2 separate regions of the Homo sapiens genome follow, and region 1 is linked to region 2. Evidence: chromatin loops called from intact Hi-C (ENCODE). Cell type or tissue: body of pancreas. All regions are shown on one strand. Links, peaks and the distances in the headings refer to the core of each region. The heading gives the core; the rest is flanking DNA. Region 1 holds the start of LOC107985934 (a long non-coding RNA gene). Region 2 overlaps LOC102724955 (a long non-coding RNA gene).

Evidence for each region. Hi-C counts contacts between places; a loop is a spot of excess contacts. Peaks named below come from ENCODE experiments on the same cell type or tissue, not always from the same donor. Only the 100,000 strongest peaks of a DNase experiment are listed, where the experiment ranks them.
Region 1: it touches region 2 in a loop (1.9-fold over the local background); 77 of 110 quality-filtered maps call a loop at or near these places.

What each region holds. Positions count from the first base shown.
Region 1 is chr2:112,630,230-112,638,558 of GRCh38, reverse strand. It overlaps LOC107985934 (a long non-coding RNA gene), which reads right to left and starts at 5,265. Exons shown (of 2, transcript XR_001739642.2): 1 at 989-5,265. RefSeq lists an enhancer at 7,392-7,909. In body of pancreas, for the core only: no CTCF peak of the experiment used is centred there; no DNase peak of the experiment used is centred there; H3K27ac peaks cover 244 bases.
Region 2 is chr2:112,680,093-112,688,421 of GRCh38, reverse strand. It overlaps LOC102724955 (a long non-coding RNA gene), which reads right to left. Exons shown (of 4, transcript XR_001739643.2): 4 at 7,286-7,414. Among named protein-coding and RNA genes, the nearest start is that of NT5DC4, 37 kb to the left of the region's middle. In body of pancreas, for the core only: no CTCF peak of the experiment used is centred there; no DNase peak of the experiment used is centred there.

The DNA.
Region 1 (8,329 bases), core at 300-8,299, 50 kb after region 2:
CCCTGGCAGGCAATGCGTGAGAGACTCCAAGTCTACTATACTTCCCACCACCCTGTGTTAACTCCCCATTTAAGCCAGAGGAGTGACTTACAGGTATGGGGATAGGGATGGGACATTCAGGCCAGAGAAGGGAGAGAAAGGGACAAGGGAGAGAGTACTTCATGCAGTGACTTCAATTGCAAATACCCTATTCCATTGTCCCCACTAGAATTCATATTTATCAGACTTGTATTCTGATTATTTCATAATATATGGGCACCGAAACAACCAGACTAATAGGGGAAATAGTTTAGGGCAAGAGGAGCTCAAGATTTTTAAAAATTATTATAAAAATAATACATGCTCGCTGGGTGCAGTGGCTCATGCCTGTAATCCCAGCACTTTGGGAGGCCGAGGCGAGTGGATCACCTGAGGTCAGTAGTTCAAGACCAGTCTGGCCAACATGGAGAAACCCCGTCTCTACTAAAAATACGAAAAATTAGCCAGACATAGTGGAGCATGCCTGTAATCTCAGCTACTCAGGGAGTCTGAGGCAGGAGAATTGCTTGAACTCGGGAGGCAGAGGTTGCATTGAGCCAAGACCACACCATTGCACTCTAGCCTGGGTAACGAGAGCGAAACTCGGTATCAAAAAAAAAAAAAAATTAGCCGAGCATGCCTGTAATCCCAACTACCCAGGAAGCTGAGGCATGAAAATCTCTTGAACCTGGGAAATGGAAGTTGCAGTGAGCTGAGATCACATCATTGCACTCCAGCCTGGGAGACAAAATGAGACTCCTCTGTCTAAAAAAAAAAAAAAAAAAAAAAAAGCTCATGTAAAAACTATACCATAGAGAAGAATATCAAGTGAAAAATGCTCCTCCTTAGAATCTCAACTTTCTAGTCTAACCCCCCGACATAACTACTTTTAATCATTACTTGTAATACACACACACACACACACACACACACACACATAGGTATTTTCACTATAATATATAGTGTATACCTTTTTTCTTTTAATCAGATGAAATCATACCATGGGGTTTCGCAACTTGTTCTTGATACCTTTGCACGTCACTGCATATAGATCTTCTTGCACGCCTTCTTTTATTATCTGCAGTGGAATAGACCATTATAAAGCACGTCCTTATGCAAGTGGACTCTCTGGGTCATGGGCTATGCAAATATTTTCATTTTATATGATATTGCCAAATGTCCACCCAGCACATAAGAGAAAATGCCAATTTCAAGGCTGGGGATGTTTTTTGATCCCCTTCTGATTACATATGGCTGGTGGTGTCATGGCCCATCCATATCTCCTTTGCCAACATTAATCCCGGCTTTGGCATCTCTTTAACTCTCAGTAGAATGAAATCTTTGGACGCTGATCCTCAGCAGTGAGGCATTTTCTTTGCCTTCTCTTTCCAACTCTGTAGTGGTCATTGATTAACAAGCCTGTCTCTCCCTTTCACTGGCCCTTTCCATTTAGACCCTGGCCTCTTTCCTCACTCCATCCTCCTCCCAACCTGCACTTTCTGGAACAGCCCCACAGGGCCCAGCTGGTGGGTGCCTCCTTCCCCAGGGGTGTGGGGTGTATGGTTGGTTTTGTGGCAAGGTCATCCTCATGGTCACCACCTTGCTTGTTGATGTTCCCTGCCATTGGCATGGTGGTTGTTATGGGATCAGCATGGGTAACCAAACCCTGAAGAGACACAGCTTTGCTGCTAGGAATTTTAAATCTGTAGTTCCTTACTGTCTCGCCAAAGGCTGGCTCTTAATAGCTCTTGTTGCCAGCGGCGCTGATGATGAAACCAGCCCTCGCCCTCACCTTTCAGTGGTTACCCACTTTCACTTCCCATCTGTCTGCTTATGCCTTGGCCGAAACAGGGACCACTCAGTGCCTCACTAATGTTTACAGCCCTCTGGATGATTTCTAGCCACCAGCTCTGATGGGCCCTATGATGAAGGAAGAAAAGAAGAATCAGTAGCAAACGGGAAAAGGAATAATTGCTGGTGCTCTGGGTCCCAGCCCTGGGCTTTGAACACCCTTGGCCATTCCCAGAGAATGCCTGGTCCATCCAGTTGCCTGACTTCCATGCTGCCTAACCACAAGAATAAAGACCAAGGCCTGGGGGTACTGGGGCCAGGTGCAGGCTGGTAGGCCTGGCACACAGTGGAGGGATAGGGGATGCAGCCTGTTGTGAAATCCAAGATTAGCATCTCCGTCTACCCCGTCCACCTCATCTGCCTCTTTCTGTCTCATTTTCTCCTTTGTCCTCAGCAAATTCAGCACTTCCTTCTCACTGTCTCCTTCCCTTTTGCCTCCAAACATCTATGCCTTCCTTTTTCTTCCTACCCATCACTTCCACTGCCTGTTCCCTGAGATAGCAGTCTCTACCAGTCCACCTTCCTTCCCCTGCACCTGCTCTCCTCTACCCTGAAAGGTATTGCCCGTTTCCGCACCCCTGCTGAAAATCTTGTTGCCCCTTAGCTTCAGACGCCCCAGCCTCTTCTCAGCACTCTTTCTGAAACCTCTGCAATTGGTAATGCTAATAGAGCACTTCCCTAGGACTGTCTTCTCCCCTGACACCTGTGTACACCCCACCTCTCCAGTTCCACAACAATTTCCTTTTTCCTTATCCCCAGTATCTGTCCCTCCACATTTTTTTCGGGGTTTCACCGAATCCATCCCTGCCCTAAATCATCACCTCCACATGCACTTTTCCACCAGGCCTCCATGTCCTGCCCCATAGCTCTCAATGTAAGCTGCATATCTCTTCTGTTAAATATAACATTTAAACCAAAATGTCTCAGCTTCTCACCTCCCACCCTGAGCAACCTCCCTCTCATGATTCCCCTGCTTCAATAACCAGAGCTGCACCTCTCTTACATACTCTGAAGCTTCAAGCCTGGTGTCCTTTGAATCCAACTTCCACACGGCATCAGTCTTTACATCCTCTGAGATTTCTCCCAAAGCAGTGCCTCTCCTGAATCAGAGCTCCCCACTCTGCCACCTTTTCCAGATTATTGATTCCTGGGTGGCCCAGTCCTGTACACTCTCCCCATGTGCCTTCATCATCACTCCCTTACGCAGACACCTCTCGGGGCCCTCTGTTTGTGGAATGGGGCCCAGCCATGCAGATTTTCTCCAGTCCATACCCTCGTGTCCTTCCCCACTGGGGAACCTCCCTCTCCCATGCTCATCCCAGGGCTGACTTCCCCCAGGCCGTGTGCACCTCACCTCTATGCACCCCTTTATCATCTGTGGGAGAAGATCTCTTCTCTAAATTCAACTCAGAAATGCAGATGACTGCCCCATGCATTGGGTCTGCCATTGTCCTCCCTCTTTGCCTGTATACTTGTTTTGTTTTCCCAGCAAAATCAGAAGCTCCTGGAGCGCCTTTGCATTTCTTCATGCCCTGCTAAGGTGGGGTTGGTAAATTCATAAACTCAGGGGCAAGGCCAGAATGCATATACAACAGGTAGACAAGAAGGACGGTGTTGGCCGCACAAAACCCATCTATAGATTGAATGGACCCGTGGGCCGCACCAGTTTGAGATCCTTAGCCAGGTGCCTGGCCCTGTCAGTGAGTCCATGAATCCTTTGTGGTGGATGCCCCAGAGGCAGCAGTCAGTCCCCAGCGTCCGGCAGACTGTTGGAGTGGGTGACCTGATTTCCCTGGCCTGGTGTAGAAGGAGCAGCCTGCCTCAGCAGGCACAGAGGTGTCAGCTTCTCACTCCGTGGGCTGTGCTGCACCTGAAGTCAGGTGCTGCCACAAGGCTCTGGTTTCCTGTGAGATCTAACCAGCGGTCGCTTTTCTCACTCATATACTAAGGAAAGAGTGGGCCTGCCCTTCCTCCACTCATGACCCACTCAAAGCTGCCCAGACCAAGTTTACCTGGAGTTTGTGCGGGTGATTTTGGCTGGGCAGCACCTTTATGCTCTGAAGCATTTGGGAGATGGGGATAGGGGTGGAGACAGAAGGACAAGAGGAGAAAGGCAGAGAGCAAGATGCAGGGGGAACGACGCCCTGGAAACCGGGGCCCTATTTTCACTCCTGTGGCCTGCCTTCCACCCCTACCCCTCCCACTGCCCCAGGCTAAGTCCACACGGCAGCCCTTGACACCTCTCAGGTGCTTCCCAGCCTCCAGTCTCACTCCACCCCACCCAAGCTACACAGGCGGTGAGACTCAGCCGCTGAACCGTGAGTTTCACAAAGCCTTTCCCCATGACCACTGCCTGCAAAACAAACTCCAGACCGCTCTGTCTGGCTGGAGCTTTCCATGACAGGGCCCTTCACTGTCTGTCCAGCTTTATTTTCCTCTGTTTCACCACGGGAAGAATGTATTCTGCCCGGTCCGGCTTGTCACCACCATACCTTAGAACGTTAACTTCTTCAGGAATGTGAGCTGCTCCCAAGTCTGTCCCCGCATTCTCCTCCTGGTAGCAAGCCTGGGGAATGGCATAGTTACCCTAATTCCACAGATGAGGAGAAAGGGGTCAAAGAGTTCAGGTGCTTCTCAAGACCACAGCACGACAAGCAGGAGAGCTAGTCTCAACGCAGGCCCTTTTTGCTCCACAGTTCAGGGTCTTCCCACGTAACTTTACTTAAAGGAAAATTGTAAGCTCCTGAGAATGTGGGCTAGGCCGTACTTGTTTTGTTTGTAAATGTGTACATGGGTGTCTTGGTTCATTCAGGCTGCTGTAACAGAGGACTATAGACCAGGTGGCCTGTAAGCAACAGAAATTCATTTCTCACAGGGAGGCTGGGAAGTCCAAGATCAAAACGCCAGCAGAATCAATGTGTGATGAGGGCCTGCTTTCTGGTTCATAGACAGCTGGCTTCTCACTGTGTCCTCAGATGAAGGAAGGGGAGAGGAAGCTCTCTGGTGGTCTCTTTTATAAGGGCACTAATCCCATTCATGAGGTCTCCACCCTCATGACTGCATCACCTCCCAAAGGCCGCACCTCCAAATGTTATCACATTGGGAATTAGGTATCAACACGAATTTGAGGGAGAGTTTTTTGTTACCTTTTTTTTTTTTAGATGGCGTTTCACTCTTGTTGCCCAGGCTGGAGTGCAATGGCACGATCTCAGCTCACTGCAGCCTCCACCTTCCAGGTTCAAGCGATTCTCCTGCCTCAGCCCCCCCGAGTAGCTGGGATTATAGGTGCGTGCCACCACACCCGGCTAATTTTTTGTATTTTTAGTAGAGACAGGGGTTTCACCATGTTGGCCAGGCTGGTCTTGAACTCCTGACCTCAGGTGATCCGCCTGCCTCGGCCTCCCAAAGTGCTGGGATTACAGGAGTGAGCCACTGTGCCCGGCCACAAACATTCTATCTAGTGACATTTTATCTATTGCTCATGGGTTACAACTACAATATGTAACAAAACAGAGCTAGGTAAATAATTAAGAGGAACAGTCATGCATTTTCTTTGGTTTGGTTTTGTTTCTTCTTCTTCTTTTTTTTGAGACACTCTTGCTCTGTCGCCCAGGCTGGAGTGTAGTGGCACTATCTCTGCTCACTACAACCTCCTCCTCCCAGGTTCAAGTGATTCTCCTGCCTCAGCCTCCCAAGCAGCTGGGACTGCAGGCATGTGCAACCATGCCCGGCTTATTTATTTATTTATTTTTTTGAGTTGGATCCTCGCTCTGTCACCCAAGCTGGACTGCAATGGCGTGATCTCGGCTTACTGCAACCCCTGCCTCCTGGGTTCAAGTAATTCTCATGCCTCAGTCTCCCTAGCAGCTATGATTACAGGCACTTGCCACCACCTTCAGCCTATTTTCTTAATTTCTTACTTTTTTTTTTTTTTGAGACAGAGTCTCGCTCTGTCACCCAGGCTGGAGTGCAGTGGTGTGATCTTGGCTCGCTGCAACCTCCGCCTCCTAGATTCAAGTGATTCTCCTGCGTCAGCCTCCCAAGTAGCTGGGACTATTAATTTCTTAAGTGGTGGCCAGGCGCGATGGCTCATGCCTATAATCCCAGCACTTTGGGAAGCCGAGGTGGGCGAATCACAAGGTCAGAAAATCGAGACCATCCTGGCCAACATGGTAAAACCCCATCTCTACTAAAAATACAAAAATTAGCTGGGTGTGGTGGTGCACCTCTGTAGTCCCAGCTACTCAGGAGAGTAGGACTCTCCAGCTGAGGCAGGAGAATCGCTTGAACCCGGGAGGCAGAGGCTGCAGCTAGCTGAGATCATGCCACTGCACTCCAGCCTGGGTGACAGAGTGAGACTCTGTCTCAAACAAACAAACAAAAAAATTTATTAAGTGGTGACGTTTCTACACAAAGTGAAGGGATAACCGAGTTCTGTAATTGAATTACATCACTGCTCCCTGCCCTTCTGCTCCACCGCGGTGTACCCTGGCCTGCCTTTCCCCGCTGTGGCTCCAGAGCCAGTGGTGACCCCCTGCCCAGGCAACAACAAGGAAGAGATGGGCACCTCTAGACCCCAAGATGCAAAAGTTCCTCTCCTCCCATTCACACACTCTTTTTGGCCAGCATTTCCCTGGCCGGGATCCCTCCAGCAGCTCAGTTGAAGAGCTAGCCACCTAAAAAAGATTTGCATTACAGTACAGTGTGACAAGAGCCATCGTAGAGCTGTGCACACAATATCGCTGGGGTACCAGGTGGAGTCTGGGGAATCTTTGTGAGTTAGGGATGGGTATGTTAAAGGAGTGAAGGAAAGATATAAAGTACTGAACAGGAAAGCTGCAAAGAGCAGGCCCTAGGAGCTTGAAGTCCATCATCGTCAGTAAGCCCCGCCTTGGCTTCTGTTTCTTAATGAGGCCAGACTCTCTCAGTCTGCAGATCAGAGCAAACAGAAGCCCTCATCTGTTTATAGTTTAATCCTAACCTGATCCTAGCTTGGAAGCAAAGCTTCTCTCACTTTAGCAATGACAGCTTCTCCGTACACTTTAGGACCATGGCTTTCCACCTACAAGTCCCCACAAGCACTTTTTAAAAAATGAAATTAAAGAAAATATCAGAGTGCATCCAACAGAGTAAGTATTATTTCATGAAACTTTTGATTCAGTGACATGTGTGTATGAGTCTGGGTGGTAATGTCAGATGTATTTCTTACTGAGATTTTAAAAGTTAAACTTTAAACGTTTAAAGGAAAACATCTGTTCATCAAATATTAAGTATGATCAGAAACTGTATCTTGTTCTAGGGTAAAGAAAAGAGCAAGACTTGGCTCCTTCACTTAGGAAGCTGTGAATCTGGGGGCGAAAAGACAAACATACCGCTAGGACAGGATGTGAAAACCACACTGACAAAGTGGCGTCAGGGTGCCTGGAGTTGGGAGGAGGAGCCAGCACCTTCCAGGAACCCCAGTGCCCCTGGAGGAGGTGGTGTGTGGGCTGGTCCTGAAGCGGGCTGCAGGAGGAAGCGTGTTCTCGGAGGGGATGGGGGCGTGGATGGACAGCTGTAGCCTGGTGTGGGAATCCAGGGCAAGGGGCTGCTGGACCAGGCTTGGGCAGAGGTGCCAGGAGGGACACAGGGGCAATGATGACAGGGAGGAAACGATCAAAGCGGACCAGATATTGACTTTATCTTGTGGGAGATGTGGGAGATATATATGTGTGTGTGTGTGTATACACCACACACACACACACACACACACACACACACACACACACAGTGGCACAATCTCAGCTCACTGCAACCTCCGCCTTCCAGATTCAAGCAATTCTGCTGCCTCAGCCTCTCCCGAGTAGCTGGGATTACAGGCACCTGCCACTATACCCGGCTAATTTTTGTACTTTTAGTAGAGGCAGGGTTTCACCATGTTGGCCAGGCAGGTCAGACATGTGTGATATTTTTTGTTGTTTCAAAAGGGGATGACAATGGGAGGCAGCGACTTGAGGGCCAAATGTTGCATTTGTCCTCGTTTCAAGGATTTTTTGGGTTTATCTGAACATTCGTCCTGATTAAAACTTAGGATGCCGTGAAGCAGTGGTCTGATAGGAATTCTCCATGTTTTCATTTTGTTCATGTTTCCTGCTTGCCCTCCAGCTAGACCCAGCGTTGGTATGTGGCCACCTTCCTTTCCCACAAAGCCTTTTTGCTTTCCTATTTTTTCTCATTATCCCCACTGTGCACCAACTCCAGCTGCGGAAGGGACCCAGAAGGGGAGAAGTGTTTTCTTCTAACACCTCTCCTCACCCCTGGGGGCTACAGGCAAGCTGGCTTTAGAAAGAGACAGCAGGGCTGAGAACTTGCTTTTCAGCTCAGCAAACAGGGAGTGGCTTAGAAAGTAGAGACAAAAGAGAAAAGCAAAAACAACTAAAGGAGCAAACGTTTTGTGCAAAAACATTTTTTAGTCGCAGAT
Region 2 (8,329 bases), core at 121-8,120:
AGGTGGCGGGATCGCTTGAGCCCGTAAGTGTGAGACCAGCCTGGGCAACGTGTTGAGTTGCTGCCTCTATAAAAATGCAAAAGGTAGCCAGACATGGTGGGGCACGCCCGTGGTCCCAGCTACCCGGGAGGCTAAGGCGGGAGGATTGCTTGAGCCAGGGAGGCAGAGGTTGCAGTGAGCTGAGATTGCACCACTGCACTCCCCGCTGGGCGACAGACAGACCCTGTCTCAAAAACTGTTACTGAGGGCCTGTGGGGGGGGGGGGGAAATTTTTTTGAAAGGACTACAGAGGCTTTTTGATGAGAAGATTCTCACAAAAACTACGAAGATGAATACCAGTTGCAGCTAAGTTAAAGAAAAATTAATGAGGATGATTAATCATAATAACAACCTATATGTATTTGTTGTAACCTCCTGGTTTACAGAGCACTTTCCTTTAAACTAATACAGTTGATCTTCACAGCAAGGTTCAAAGCAGGGAACATATTTTATCCAGGCTCAAGGTCATGCTGTAAAATTGTGCATCAATTCAGAAAAGCACTTTAAAGATCTAATTCATTGACTAGTACTGTTTGACATCGTTAGATATAATTGGCTATAGCATTGAAATTAACTAAAACATATTTAGCTCTTTGCGACATCCACAGAGACATCTTTGAAGTCTCTATGTTGAGTGGCAGGGCCAGGCTCAGATGTTGTCTTTTCATTCTCAGCCCTCCCCTGGCTTGCTCAGCAGCACAGCCTCCGCGTATAACCCATGGCCACGCCATCCCTTAGCTTACACGTTTGTCTGTAGAGCTAAGAGCTTGTGATTGGCCAGTATTTGCTTTTCAAAAAAATTTTTCTGGATTTACTTTTATTGTAATAAAACTTTTGTTAGAAAAAGCACCTAAATTTATGGATCACATCAAATAATCTCTGAGTTAGCCATTTCCAGGGAAAACCAGCCTGCAGACCCCGAGTGGACAGCAGGACCCTGGCGTGAGGGCAGTCAGTGCTACTCCAGAAGGCCAACACAGGGCCTGGGGGCAGTGGAGAATGGCCCCCAAAATGGGAAATAATGCACATCCAACCTGCCTCCCGGGGATGCTGGAGAAATACGGCACTGTCAATGGTAGAACTACTTTGCCCTGGGTAGACACGCGCTGCTACCATATTTGTGGGAATGTTATCATTGTTATTTTAATGGATGCCTTGTCTTCTTTCTGCCGGGCACTTTGAGTCTCTCTGGAGGGGCCAAGTCTCATGGAAACATGAAATGCTGTGTGCAGACAAACACCACGAGTTAAACGTATAGAAAGCTGGCAGGTAGGCGAGGCATGGTGGTTCACACCTGTAATCCCAGCAATTTGGGAGGCAAAGGTGGGAGGACTGCTTGAGCTCAGGAGTTTGAGACCAGCCTGGGCAACATAGTAAGACCCCATCTCTAAAAAACAATAAATAAATAAAAATTAGTAGGGCATGCTGGTGTGCGCCTGTAGTCCCAACTACTTGGAAGCTGAGGTAGGTGGACTTGAGCCCAGCCTTGGCAACAGAGCGAGACCCTGTCTTACAAAACAAAAAGAAAAAGTGCTGGCAGATGGCTCCTCAGGAAGGTCTCAGGAGATCTGCTGCCTGAGCAGCTTGTTGGGGAGCCCTGCCTACACGAAGCTCATAGCCAAAGTCATTCTGACGCTGAGAGATAACTTGGCCTTGTCTCCTCCCGCCTTCACGGCCCCCTCCCTGCTTGGTAAGCCCCGCTCCACTGCAGTCACGGTAGTCCTTACGCTGGAGCTGAAGTTGGTTCTGCCTCTCCAATTGCCTGTGAGCTGCAAGGAGGCCAGGACTGTGCTTCAGGCTGTGGAAGGAAGTCAGAGAATGGGAGGAGCCGCCTGTGGGGAGCAGGAAGGCTTGGGCCCTGGGTTCCTGCTCAGCCAAGGAACACCTGTAGGTTTCTGAACCTCTTTTTCCATCTGTAAAAGGGGGAAATAAGCCCTGCCTACCTCATCAGGCTTACAGCTGCACTGTCCATTATGGTAAGCACTAACCACTGTGGCTAATGAGCCCGGGAAGTGTGGCTAGTCCCAATTCACATGTGCTCTAAGTGGAAAATATGCACCAGATTTCAAGGCCGGTACCAAAAACTGTTATCAAGTCCCTCAGTAATTTTTATGTTGCTTATGTGTTGAAATAACATTTTTGATATATTAGGTTAAAGCACATATTATTAAAATTAATTCTCGCCAGACACAGTGGCTCACGCCTGTAATCCTAACACTTTGGGAGGCCAAGGCAGATGGATCACCTGAGGTCAGGAGTTCAAGACCAGCCTGACCAACATGGTGAAACCCCATCTCTACTAAAAATGCAAAATTAACTGGGCATGGTGGTGCATGCCTGTAATCCCAGCTACTCGGGAGGCTGAGGCAGGAGAATCGCTTGAACCCAGGAGGCGGAGGTTGCGGTGAGCCAAGATGGCACCATTACACTCCAGGCTGGGCAACAAGAGCGAAACTCGGTCTCAAATAATAATAATAATTAATTTCATCTGTTTTGTTTGTTTGTTTGTTTGTTTTTGAGACAGGGTCTCACTCTGTCGCACAGGCTGGAGCGCAATGACATGATCATAGCTCACTGCAAACTCCAACTCCTGGACTCAAGCAATCCTCCCATCTCAGCCTCCTGAGTAGCTAGGACTAAAGGCATGTCACTGTACCCAGCTAATTTTTCTGTGGAGATGGGGTCTCTCTATGTTGCCCAGTCTGGCTCAAACTCCTGGGCTCAAGCAATCCTCCCACCTCAGCCTCCAAAAGTGCTAGGATTACAGGCATGAGCCACCTTACCCAGCTTGCCTGTTTCTTTTTAAAATGTGGCTTCTAGAGAAATTACAGTTACATATGGGCTCATATTATGTTCCTACTGGACAGTACTGGTACAGCAATGAGCTACTTGGATGGATGGAGTTATTAGAACTCTATTTCTTCTGTTCTCTTCTCCTTGAATCTTGCAGAATGTGGCACAGGCAGAAGGAGGCTTGAAAAATCCCTGTCCAAAATAAAAGTCTTAGGTTTTTCATCTGAAAGAGTCAGATACTCCAGCTACCTCCACTTCCCACCCCTCAATGCAGATAAACAAACAGGCGTGAGCCACCGGGCTATTTATGATTTTGACAACTGCTCTCCAAAATGTTGTAACTTTCCACCCCTCCAGCAATACATGAGAGTACCCATTTCTTCAACCCTTCCTAATACAATTGGGGTTCTATCATTTTCTTCATCTTTGCCAGTTTAATAGGTAAAACTTCCCCTTCTGTGCTTACTGCAGAAAACTGAAACTTGTTCCTGGGTTACTGACCATATGTCTTAGTTTTTAATAACTTTCCTCATCCTACCTTTTCTTTGCCCATTTTTTCTTCTGAAGTCTATTGTCTTCTCATTTCTATGAGCTCTTTGCATATTAAGGACATTAATTCCTTGTCTCACATGCTGCAGCTCTTATTAGTCTTTTATATTGTCTGCGTAGTGTTTTTTTATGATTATTGAGTTAAACCTCTGAGTACTTCCTTTACGTTTGTGCTTTGTGTGGTTAGAAAAATCTTTACACCATAAGGATGAACTTATCTGTGTTTTCTTCTAAATTTATTATGGATCTTATTAATGATTCCACTTATTAAAATTTAGGTTTTACCTGACTTGAAATTATTTAAGTTGTGGTATGATTCAGAATCTAACTTCGTTTTCCTCTCCCAAATGGCTAGCCAGTTGTTCCCACTATCTCATGTATCCCAAGACTTCACCACAGTGACACTGTGGGACGTTTTGGGCTGGGTAATTCTTTGCTGTGGGAGGCTATTCTTGCACTGTAGGATGTTTAGCAGCGCCTCTGACCTCTATCAGATTCCAGTTGCATCCCCTCAGTTGTGACAACCAAAAATGTCTCCAGACATTGCTAAGTGCTCCCAGGGAGACAAAACCACCCACAGTTGAGAATCTTTCCTTTTCCCAGTGATTTAAAATATCACTTTTACCACACAGTAAATTCCCATATATCATATATCCTTGCGTCTATTTCAGGCCTTTCTATTCTGTTCCAATGAGTTGATGTCTATTCTTGGACTAGTAGCACCAAACTGTTTGCATTATTGCAGTTTTGTATTAACTTTTAAATCAGTTTATGTTCTTGCTCTCCCCACCTCTTTCTTTTTTTTAATCCACCACAGAGGACAGTTAATCTTTTTGAGCTATCAGGTGAGAATGCAACAAGAGAGACCCACGCAGAATCTGGGGCAAGGGAGAGCCCCACCTTCGAGTCAGGGAGTTGCACATTGGGTGGGACCAGCAGGCGCATAGCTGCCTGAGGCTGATAGGAGAAAGGGCGCCTGATAGGACCTGGAAGCCTATCTCCAGGGTCATCTGGTAAACCTGGCGGGAAGGAGCTACAGAAAACAAAAACAGGAAGTGGGGCAGTGTTTTGAGCTGCTGGTATTACTAAGTCAGGATGGAGAAAGAATGGGGATGGGAGGACAGGATCTTTGTGATTATTTACAGGGTATCTAGGCTTCCGTTGTTTCACAAGTAGTTAAATAAAGCCCACTAGGGAATTAACCGTTCAAGCCTCAGTTATGTCTAATGGGCATGACTGATGGTACACTCCCTCAGGACAGGGAATTTCGGTCCCCCTCATGTCTGGAAGGGACGGTCCCACCTCTTCCAGCAACTACTGGGATGTGCAGCTCAGGGCGGCCTGTCCCGAGGAGCCCACAGCAAGGGCTGCCAGCATTTCAGTTCTGTCTTCTCAGAAGGGCCTAGCCTTTGTTACCAAGTTGTTTCCCCCATGCCAGGGGCTGGAGCTTTGTCTCTGACCATCCAACAGCTCAGAGAGAAGTAGTGACTGGTATCCCAGGGGTACCAGTTAGGATGGTTTCAGTTTCAAGAAACGAAAAGCACAACTCAAACTGGCTTAAACAATAAAAGAAATGTATAGGCCCACATCACAGAAAAGTCCGCAGGAAGGCTTCATCCAACAGCTCAATGATGTTGCCAGGACCCATTGCTTTCCTTGGCTCCCTGCTGTCTTCCCCATGGGAGTGGCATCCTGGGTACAGGCCTGGACTCCTGTGTTCTCCAGAGGAACACCTGGGGCTGCATGCTCTCCTTTTAAAAGCAGCAGAGCCGGGCGCGGTGGCTCACGCCTGTAATCCCAGCACTTTGGGAGGCCGAGGAGGGCGGATCATGAGTTCAGGAGATCGAGACCATCCTGACTAACATGGTGAAACCCCGTCTCTACTAAAAATACAATAAATTAGCCGGGCATGGTGGCGGGCACCTGTAGTCCCAGCTACTCTGGAGGCTGAGGCAGGAGAATGGCGTGAACCCGGGAGGCGGAGCTCGCAGTGAGCCGAGGTCGCACCACTGCCCTCCAGCCTGGGCGACAGAGCGAGACTCCATTTCAAAAAAAAAGCAGCAGAAAGTTCTTTGCTCCAAAATCCCCGCAAAAGTCCTGAGATTCACCCTGAATGGACTAGAGTTGTTCACATGCCCATCCCGGAAGACAGAATTGGCATGCCTTGATGGGCTTAGAGCTGGAATCACTGAAGTCCCCCACTGGAAGTCTGAGCCTGTTGGGAAGGGGAAAAGGAAGAGGGAACGGATGCCGGGATATCCACAAGTGTCCACTGCATCAAACTTCCCAAAGGGATTGACTCTTTGTTCGGGGCTCAGTCTTTTAAAATGTTAATCTGACTGGGCCGATGCACCTAAATAATAATAATAAATCCTCCTCAACCCCTCGGTATCCCTGGTTCCTAAATCATCCAGCAACACCCCCACTGGAAGTCTGAGCCTGCTGGGAAGGGGAAAGGGAAGAGGGAACAGATGCCGGGATATCCACAAGTATCCACTGCATCAAACTTCCCAAAGAGACACAAAAGGAAGCAGTCTCCAAATACTGGTGTCATTCGAGAAGCTTTGCTTCCTATGTCTTCAACAGTCTCCTAATATCATCTGCCTCTGTCAGGCAAAGCCAGGTTCTTGCTGCACGTGCTGGCCAGTCCCTCAATGAAGCGCACACACAAAGCTCTAAGTGACGGGGTTCCCGTGACAAATGTTTTTTCTGGGAAATAATTGTGGCTATTACAGCAAAAAGTGCCCTGATGAAGCAAGCTGGTCTGCCATAGCCACTGCCTTCCTGAGATGCTTGGCTGCGCCTGGGTGACAGGAGGGCTCCTCAGGAGGAACCCAGCAATGAAGCAAGTCCTAGCCTAGCGCCAGCCCAGTGGCTTTGCAAAGGTAATGCCTGGACAGCCTCTGCTGCTCTCCAAAACATGTTTCTCAACACAGGTCCCAGCAGTTTTGTGTCACCATCAAGTAGATCAGCAGCTCCTACCCATGACATCTGCTCTGCTCGGCATAAAGTTCTGCAAGGTGTGGTGGAGGCCAAAAGGATAGAAGATGAGCCCTCTCTTTCACAGAGGCAGGGGGCAAAGCAAGGCTTGACCTGTTATGGTACCAGCATGCCTGAAGATTCCCTCAGCGGTCAGGGTAGACCAAGCTGCTACAGGCAATGGGTTGCACTGGGAAAGCCAGCATTGCATGCCAGGCATTCAGAAAACGGCAGCAATATCAATGCCATTTTAATTATGCTTGCACCTCAAGACTGTTTTGTTTTGTTCGTTTTTTTGAGACAGGGTTCCACTCTGTCACCCAGGCTGGAGTGCAGTGGTGTGATCTCGGCTCACTGCGGCCTCAAACTCCTGGGCTCAAGTAGTCCTCCCTCCTCACTTCCCAAGTAACTGGGACTATAGGCCTGTGCCACCAGGCTGGCCTATCAGACTGTTTTATTTATTTGTTTATTTATTTTATTTTATTTTTTGAGACAGAGTTTTGCTCAGGCTGGAGTGCAGTGGTGCAGTCTCGGCTCACTGCAACCTCTGCCTCCCGGGTTCAAGCAATTCTCCTGCCTAGCCTCCCGAGTAGCTGGGATTACAAGCTCCCACCACCATGCCCAGCTAATTGTTCTATTTTCAGTGGAGACGGGGTTTTACCATGTTGGCCTGGTCTCAAACTTCTGACTTCAAGTGAGCCGCCCACCTTGGCCTCCCAAAGTGCTGGGATTACAGGTGTGAGCCGCCGCGCCTGGCCTATCAGACTGTTTTAAATCCAACACTTCACCTTAGGAGATCTCACCAAGAGTACAAGGCTCCAGCAATAAAACCCCAGAAATGGGTAACAGAGGCATTTCTACAAAGCCCCAAATCACCTCCCTTGTGCTTTATTTTCCTTCTCCTTCAATCACCTGCTGATTTTTATTGACTTTGAAGACCCTAGAAGCACAGGTCACAGGTTCTGTGGTAGGGACTCCGGTCTCTGAACACATGTAGAATCTCAGTCTCTGTGGTATCCAGATCTTCTGCCGGCTGCATGCTTTTCAGGAGGAGCTATTGCCAAAGCACACACCAAAATGGTTTCAATGGTCCGTAAATAATTTTCCATGCACTCAGATTCTCCTTAGGAGGAGCAATCCAATTGGCATCTAGTAGTCTCATTTGTCTTAGATTTGGAAATGCTCCCACCTTACTGGTTGGAAGTTTTCTCTGTGTGTGGGCACCTGGTAAACTGTCTCCGCTTTGCTTTCACTTTCCCCACCACTGCACTGGTACATTCCCTAATGTTCTGGCCGTGTGACCTTGGATTGCCTTCTTTACCTCTACAATGCCTTAGTCCTCTCATCTGTAAGATCAAACTTCCAGATTGAGTTATTGCAAAGAGTAAATAAGTGAAAGCAAATGAGTGTTAAATTAAAGCAGGCCAGGTGAGGTGGCTCATGCCTGTAATCCCAGCACTTTGGGAGGCTGAGGAGGGGGATCACCTGAGGTCAGGAGTTTGAGACCAGCCTGGCCAACATGGTGAAACCCTATCTCTACTAAAAATGCAAAAAGTAGCCAGGCTTGGTGGTACACTCCTGTAATCACAGCTACTCGGGAGTCTGAGGCAGGAGAACTGCTTGAACCTGGGAGGCGGAGGTTGCAGTGAGCCAAGATCATGCCACTGCACTACAGCCCAGGTGACAAGAGCGAAACTCTGCCTCAAAAAAAAAAATAAACAAAAAATTAATTAAGGCAAGCTATGACTAATTTCATACCACTGTAATTACTGTCTGATTTCCATTGGCCAATCCCATCTAAAAATGACATGACACGAGAAATCTAAATTATATCTATTTCATAATTACATATTTAATTACAAATTAAATATGCACTTAAAGCAAATACTAGAACGGAACATAGAAAAATAACAAGAGTAGATTGAGACTCGCAGGTAGGTGATTTATAATGTACCATTTCTATAACGGG